Linked DNA regions of Homo sapiens: region 1 is linked to region 2. A link is an interaction called in ENCODE POLR2A ChIA-PET data of the cell type or tissue named here. Cell type or tissue: OCI-LY7. All regions are shown on one strand. Region 1 overlaps GTF2IRD1 (GTF2I repeat domain containing 1). Region 2 has its middle 17 kb from the start of CLIP2.

Region 1 (4,000 bases), 220 kb before region 2:
GTTTCCCTATATTGCCCAGGCTGGTCTCGAACTCCTGGGCTCAAAGGATCTTCCCACCTCGGCCTCCCAAAGTGAAAAAAATAAATAAATAAGTTCTTAATACTTCTCCCAACAAGTGGTGTCATCTAATTCTCTCCTCTTGAATGTGATTTGAATAAAGACCCACTTTGAACCAACAGAATGTGTGGGCAGCGCCAACACGTGACCTCTGCAGCCAGGTCCCCAAAGGCGCTAGACTTCCCCCAGCCACTCACTCACTCTCAGACCCTTGCCCTGGACTCTGAGCTGACACGTGGGAAGCCCGACTATCCTGAGGCCACCGTGCTGGAGGGGCCGGGGGGCAGCAGAGAAGCCCAAGGGGCCCCAGCTGTTCCTCGGCTCAGGCCCCGGGCCAGCAAGTGAAACATCTTCAAAATGACCTCAAGCCCTGCTAACTTTTTATTTAGAAACGGGATCTTGCTCTGTTGCCCAGGCTGGAGTGCCGTGGTGCGATCGTAGCTCACTGCAGCCTCCAACTCCCACCGGCAACCTTTTGACTGCAATTGTAGGAGAGATTGAGTAAGACCCATCTGGCTGAGCTCAGACAACTCTCACAATGTGAAGAGTAAAAGAAGAAATGACTGTTGTTTGACACTGCTAATGTTGGGCTATTGGTTTATGCAGTCCAAGATAAATAACGGATACACCCTGAGGGCACACCAGGCTGACGCTGCTGTACCCCCCAAGAGGGGGCAGCTGTTTGGGAGAGTGGACACGGCTTGAGTTCAGGAGTTCAAGACCAGCCTGGGTAATATGGCAAGACCCCATCTCAACAAAAAATAAAAAAATCAGCTGGGTGTGGTGGTGCATGCCTGTAGTCCCAGCTGCTTGGGAGGCTGAGATGGGAGGATCCCCTGAGCCCAGGAGGTCAAGGCTGCAGTGAGCCAAGATCACACCACTGCACTCCAGCCTAGATATATGGCTTAGGGAGTCCACATAAATGAGAATAAGGTCCCCTCAGAGGGGACAGAGCCGAGGTGGGTCAGCTGGGATCTTCCATTTGTCTCCTTTACCTGGCCGGCATCTATCACAGGAGAACCTGTCTACTAGAATGGCTGCTGGAGTTTGCCCTTAGAGACCCGAGATAGGCTCAAAAAAATGACCTCCAAAAGACAGCCATGTCCTAATCCCCAGAGCCTGTGTTACCTTATATGGCAAAATCACTTTGCAGATGTGATTAAGGATCTTGAGGTAGGGGATTATTCTGGCTTAGCCGGGTAGGCTCTAAATGCCATCACATGCATCCTTATAAGAAGAGGTCATGGCCGGGCGCGGTAGCTCATACCTGTAAGCCCAGCACTTTGGGGGCCAAGGCAGGAGGATTGCTTGAGCCCAGGAGTTTGAGACCAGCCTGGGAAACATAGTGAGACCCCATCTCTACAAAAAATAAAAAAAAATTAGCTGGGTGTGGTGGAGCATGCCTATAGTCCCAGTTACTCGGGAGGCTGAGATGGGAGGATCCCCTGAGCCCAGGAGGTCAAGGATGCTGTGAGCTGAGATCACGTCACTGCCCTCCAGCCTGAGCAAGACAGTGAGACCCCTATCTCAAAAAAAAAAAAAAAAGAAGAAGAAGAAGAGGTCATGCCAGGCACAGTGGCTCATTCCTGTAATCTCAGTGCTTTGGGAGGCCAAGGCAGCAGGATCACTTCAAGTCAGGAGGACCACTTGAGGCTAAGAGTTTGAGACTAGCCTGAGCAACACAGCAAGACCCCAGCTCTACAAACATTTTTTAAAAATAGGGTAGAGGAAGACTGGACATCCATATAGAAGAGAAGTCCAAGTGAAGACGAAGTAGAGAGAGATTGGAAGATGCTGGCCTTGAAGACTGGAGTGATGCGGCCACAAGCCCAGGAGTGCTGGCAGCCCCCAGGAGCTAGAAGAGGCCAGGAACAGATTCCCCCCGAGAGCCTCTGGAGGGAGCATGGCACTGTCGGCACCTTGATTTTGGCCCAGTGGTAATGATTTTGGACCTTTGGCCTCCAGAACTGTGAGAATAGAAATTTCTCTTGTTCTCATAAAAACATGGGCAAAGGACATGAACAGACACTTTTCAAAAGGAGATGTACATGCAGCCAACAATCTTATGAAAAAAGACTCAATCAACATCATTGATCATGAGTGAAATGCAAATCACAACCACAATGAGATATCATCTCACACCAGTCAGAATGGCTATTATTAAAGTCAAAAAATGACAGATGCTGGGCCAGGCGTGGTGGCTCACACCAGTAATCCCAGCACTTTTGGAGGCCAAGGTGGGCAGATCATGAGGTCAGGAGATCAAGACCATCCTGGCTAACATGGTGAAACTCAGTTTCCACTAAAAATACAAAAAATTAGCCAGGCGTGGTGGCAGGCACCTGTAGTCCCAGCTACTCGGGAGGCTGAGGGAGGAGAATGGCGTGAACCCGGGAGGCAGAGCTTGCGGTGAGCCGAGATCACGCCACTGAACTCCAGCCTGGGCGACAGAGTGAGACTCTGTCTCAAAAAAAAAAAAAAAAAATTAGCCGGGAATGGTAGTGTGTGCCTGTAATCCCAGCTACTCGGGAGGCTGAGGCAGGAGAATTGCTTGAACCCAGGAAGTAGAGGTTGCAGTGAGCTGAGATTGCACCACTGCATTCCAGTCTGGACAACAGAGTAAGACTCCGTCTCAAAACAAAAACAAAAACAAAAACAAACGAACAAGAAAATAACAGATGTTGGTGAGGTTGTGGAGAAAAAGGAACACTTATACACTGTTGTAAATTAGTTCAGCCATTGTGGAAGACAGTGTGGTGATTCCTCAAAAACCTAAAGACAGAAATACCATTGGACCCGGCAATCCCTTACTGGGTATATACCCAAAGGAATAGAAATCATTCTACAATAAAGACACATGCACACGTATGTTTACTGCAGCACTATTCACAACAGCAAAAACATGGAATCAACCTAAATGCCCATCAATGATAGACTGGGTAAAGAAAATGTGGTAGGTATACACCATGGAATACTATGCAGCCACAAAAAAGAACAAGATCATGTTCTTTGCAGGGACATGGATGGAGCTGGAGGCCATTATCCTTAGCAAACTAACACAAGAACAGAAAACCAAATACTGCATGTTCTCACTTATAAGTGGGAGCTGAACAATGAGAACACATGGACACAGAGAGGGGGGCAACACACACTGGGGCCTTTCAGAAGGTGGAGGGTGGGAGGAGGGAGAAGATCATAAGAAATAACTATTGGGTACTGGGCTTAATACCTGGGTGAAAAAAGAATCTGTACAACAAACCCCCATGACACAAGTTTACCTATGTCACAAACCTGCACACTTGTACCCAAGAACCTCAAAGTAAAAAAAAAAAAAAAAAAAAAAAGAATTTTTTTTTCTCCCTCACTCTGTCACCCAGGCTGGAGTGCAGCAGTGGGATCTCAGCTCACTGCAACCTCCACCTCCAGGGTTCAGGCGATTCTCGTGCCTCAGCCTCCTGAGTAGCTGGGATTACAGGTGCCTGCCACCACGCCCATCTAATTTTTGTATTTTTAGTAGAGATGGGGTTTCACCATGTTGGCCAGAATGGTCTTGAACTCCTGACCTCATGATCTGCCCACTTTAGCCTTCCAAAGTGCTGGGATTACAGGCATGAGCCACCGCACTCGGCCTGAAATTTCTGTTGCTTTAAGGCACGAAGTCTGTGTGGCCCGTGTTACAGCAGCTTCAGGAAATTAACACTGGCTCCTTCACTGGCTGTACCCCACCTCACAAAGACAGTCCACATCCTCAGCCCCTTGGACACTCAGTCCTCAGCTCAGACCTCTGCAAAGCTCAGGCCTGGGTTTGCTGGAGAGCTCTCCAATCTCTTCCCCCTTGGAAGCGCCACTAGAAAGAGCCGGATTTTTCTGGACACCAGAGAAGCGTCTCTGTGATTCAAGTCTCACTGCCCTATGGACCAGCTGGGGCGTTGGAGCTGATGGA
Region 2 (4,000 bases):
TGTTTTGAGACGGAGTCTCGCTCTGTCGCCCAGGCTGGAGTGCAGTGGTGCCATCTCAGCTCACTGCAACCTCTGCCTTCTGGGTTCAAGCGATTCTCCTGCCTCAGCCTCCTGATGCACGCCACCATGCCTGGCTAATTTTTTGTATTTTTAATAGAGACGGGTTTCACCGTGTTAGCCAGGATGGTCTCCATCTCCTGACCTTGTGATCCGCCCACCTCGGCCTCTCAAAGTGCTGGGATTACAGGTGTGAGCCACTGTGCCCAGCCCCAAGGGTGTTTTTTTAAAGACAGAGGATATGGGATGGGGTGGTGCAGCTTTGCTCAGAATCCTCATCCTCAAGGTCAAAAAAATAAGAAAAAAAATTGAGTTAAGTCCAGGCGTGGTGGCTCATGCCTATAATCCCAACACTTTGGGAGGCCGAGGCGGGTGGATCACTTGAGGTCAGCAGTTCGAGACCAGCCTGGCCATCATGGTGAAACCTCGTCTCTACTAAAAATATAAAAATTAGCCAGGTGTGGTGGCGTGTGCCTGTAGTCCCAGCTACTCGAGAGACTGAGGCAGGAGAATTGCATGAACCCAGGAGGCAGAAGTTGCAGTGAGCCGAGATCATGCCACTGCACTCCAGTCTGAGTGACAGAGTGAGACTCCATCTTAAAAAAAAAAAAAAAAAAAAATTTTGAGCAAAATCCAACCCCACTGGAAATCAGAAAAAGGAAGAAAAAAAAAAGATTATGGGAAAAAAATATAGAATCTTGGTCCTATGTCCAGGCATGGTGGCTCCTGCCTATCCCAGTGCTTTGGGAGGCCAAGGCTGGAGCATCGCTTGAAGCCAGGATTTTGAGACCAGCCTGGGCAACCTAGCAAGACCCCCATCTCTACAGAAAAACCTTTTTTTTTTTTAGATGAAATTTTGCTCTTGTTGCCCAGGCTGGAGTGCAATAGCACGATCTCGGCTCACTGCAACCTCTGCCTCCCGGATTCAAGCGATTCTCCTGCCTCAGCCTCCCGAGTACCTGGGATTACAGGCACCCACCACCACGTCCAACTAATTTTGTATTTTTGGTAGAGGTGAAGTTTCACCATGTTGGCCAGGCTGGTCTCAAATTCCCGACCTCAGGTGATCCACCTGCCTCGGCCTCCCAAAATGGTGGGATTACAGGTGTGACCACCTCGCCTGACCGAGGTCTCTCTCTCTTTTTTTTTTTTTTTTTTTTGAGACGGAGTCTCGCTCTATTGCCCAGGCTGGGCTGGAGTGCAGTGGCACTGTCTCACCTCTCTGAAAACTCCGCCTCCCGGGTTCACGCCATTCTCCTGCCTCAGCCTCCCGAGTAGCTGGGACTACAGTCGCCCGCCATGATGCCCGGCTAATTTTTTGTATTTTTAGTAGAGATGGGGTTTCACCGTGTTAGCCAGGATGGTCTCAATCTCCTGACTTCATGATCTGCCTGCCTCGGCCTCCCAAAGTGCTGGGATTACAGGCGTGAGCCACCACCCCCAGCCAGTCTCCTTTTTTTATAGGGCTCCTCTCACAGTGCCTGGCTCACTGGAAGTTTACAGTAGAGTACAGGGATTGTCACTCACACAGAGCGAGGATTGCCAGGGATTTGTTTGTACCAGAGGCTGGAGTAGAGTTTAGGAAACCACAGGGCATTCCTAGTGTCTAACCAGCCAGGGCCAGGCAGGCTTTCCATCCTTCCTTTGGTGCAAACGCCCTCGCAGTTGACTCATTCCCCAACCCTGAGGTCTGCGGCCCCCATCCCCCAGCCACACCACTTCCCCATTAGCATGGTGGCCCCTCTGGTCTCTGCCGTTCTAGCTTCCTGTCCATGCCTCCTGGTTCAGCCCAGATGTGGCCGTGGCCCATCCTCCACTCCCCTGGGAGGACAGATCTGGCTCAGGGCTGTCTGCAGTCTTGAATCCCTCTCCTCTCTCCTCTGAAGCCAGGGTAAAGCACACACCACACAGCCTGGCCCACAGCAGGACTGATTCTAGTACATTCCCAGATGGTCTATGTCAGCTGGGAATGCTTGACTTCCTGTTTTGTTTTCCGTCAGCAATCCTAAACCAGAACTTTCTTTCCCATAAGAATGATTTCTTCAGGTTGCTGACACGGTGACACCACTTTGAAAAGGAGGGAAGTTTGGAGCACTTTTTGTTTAGATCAGAATTTAAAATGATGCCAGGCAGGGTGGCTCACGCCTGTAATCCCAGGATTTAGGGAGGCCAAGACGGGTGGATCATTTGAGGTCAGGAGTTCGAGACGAGCCTGGCCAACATAGTGAAACCCCATCTCTACCGAAAATACAAAAATCAGCCGGATTTCGTGGTGGGCACCTGTAGTCCCAGCTACTCGGGAGGCTGAGGCAGGAGGATTACTTGAACCCGGGAGGCAGAGGTTGCAGTGAGCCGAGATCACACCACTGCACTCCAGCCTGGGTGACACAGTAAGACTCCCTCCCAATTTAGAAAAATAATTAAAATGAAAGCCTGTCCAGGAAGCAGTGGAGGTTAGAAGTCCTGGTCTGGCGGTTCAGATCCCTCCTGAGGCACTTCCTGGTTTGAGGCAAATCTCTTCCGGCTTCACTCCACTTTTCTCATCTATAAAAATAGGACTAAGTCAGGTGCAGCGGTGCGAGCCTCTAGTCCCAGCTACTGAGGAGGCTGAGGTGAGAGGATGGCTTGAGTCCAGGAGTTCAAGGCTGCAGTGAGCTGTGATCGTGCTACTGCAGTCCAGCCAGGGCAACAGAATGAGACTCTGTCTCTAAAATAAATAAATAGGCTGAGTGCAGTGGCTCATGCCTATAATCCCAGCACTTTGGGAGGCCAAGGCAGGAGGATCACGTAAGCCCAGAAGTTCGGGACCAGCCTGTGCAACATAGTGGCATTACAGGCATAAGCCACCATGCCCAGCCAATTTTTTAAAATATAGAAATTCACACCCACAGGCCAGGCGGCTCATGCCTGTCATCCCAGTACTTAGGGGGGCCAAGGCGGATGGATCTCTTGAGGTCAGGAGTTCGAGACCAGTCTGGCCAACATGGTGAAACCCCGTCTCTACTAAAAATACAAAAATTAGCCGTGTGGTGTTGCCCACCTGTAATCTCAGCTACTCAGGAGGCTGAGGCAGGAGAATTGCTTGAATTTGGGAGGCAGAGGTTGCAGTGAGCCGAGATTGCACCACTGCACTGCAGTCTGGGTGAAAAAGCGAGGCTCCATCTCAAATAAATAAATAAATAAATGAAATACTAAAATGAGGACATTGGACAAGGTTATCTCTAAACAGCACACTCTGGCTTAACTTTGACATTTCAGGATAAGTGAGTTTCTCAGGAAACAGACCTATAAATAAAGCTCAGTAGTTTCCTTTCAGGACCCCCAGATAGCAGTGTAGAAAATGCACTCCATCTTAACACAAAAAATAAAAAGTCAAAAAATTAGCCAGGCGTGGTGGTGCGTGCATGTAGTCCTAGATATTTGAGAGGCTGAGGTGGGAGGAGGGAGGATCTTTTGAGCCCAGGAGTTGGAGTCTCCAGTGAGCTAAGATCGCAACACTGCACTCCAGCCCGAGTGACAAAGGGAGACCCTGTCTCAAAAAAAAACAAAAAAAAAGGGCGGGGCGGGGTGGCGGCGGGCATGGTGGCTTGCCCCTATAATCCCAGCACTTTGGGAGGCCGAGGCGGGCGGATCATCTGAGGTCAGAAGTTCAAGACCAAGCTGGCCAACATGGTGAAACCCTGTCTCTACTAAAAATATTTTAAAATTTAGCTGGGTGTGGTGGTGAGCACCAGTAATCCCAGCTACTCCGGAGGCTGAGGCAGGAGAATCACCTGAACCCGGGAGAAGGAGGTTGCAGTGAACTGAGACCGCGCCATTGCACTCCAGCCTGGGCAACAGGAACGAAACTCCATCAAAAAAATAAAAGAGGGCCGGGCGTGGTGGCTCATGCCTGTAATCCCAGGACTTTGGGAGGCCGAGGCAGGCGGATCACAAGGTCAGG

What was found. Peaks named below come from ENCODE experiments on the same cell type or tissue, not always from the same donor. Only the 100,000 strongest peaks of a DNase experiment are listed, where the experiment ranks them.
Region 1: POLR2A ChIA-PET joins it to region 2 with 5 read pairs; 2 of 35 experiments call an interaction of 5 or more read pairs at or near these places.

What each region holds. Positions count from the first base shown.
Region 1 is chr7:74,490,713-74,494,712 of GRCh38, reverse strand. The region is part of intron 1 of GTF2IRD1 (GTF2I repeat domain containing 1); the gene reads right to left. Among named protein-coding and RNA genes, the nearest start is that of GTF2IRD1, 39 kb to the right of the region's middle. In OCI-LY7, no CTCF peak of the experiment used is centred here; no DNase peak of the experiment used is centred here.
Region 2 is chr7:74,270,540-74,274,539 of GRCh38, reverse strand. No RefSeq gene overlaps it. Among named protein-coding and RNA genes, the nearest start is that of CLIP2, 17 kb to the left of the region's middle. RefSeq lists enhancers at 218-267, 1,626-1,715, 1,756-1,845, 2,456-2,505. In OCI-LY7, no CTCF peak of the experiment used is centred here; DNase peaks (open chromatin) are centred at 1,839 and 2,579; H3K4me3 peaks cover 1,637 bases; H3K27ac peaks cover 2,189 bases.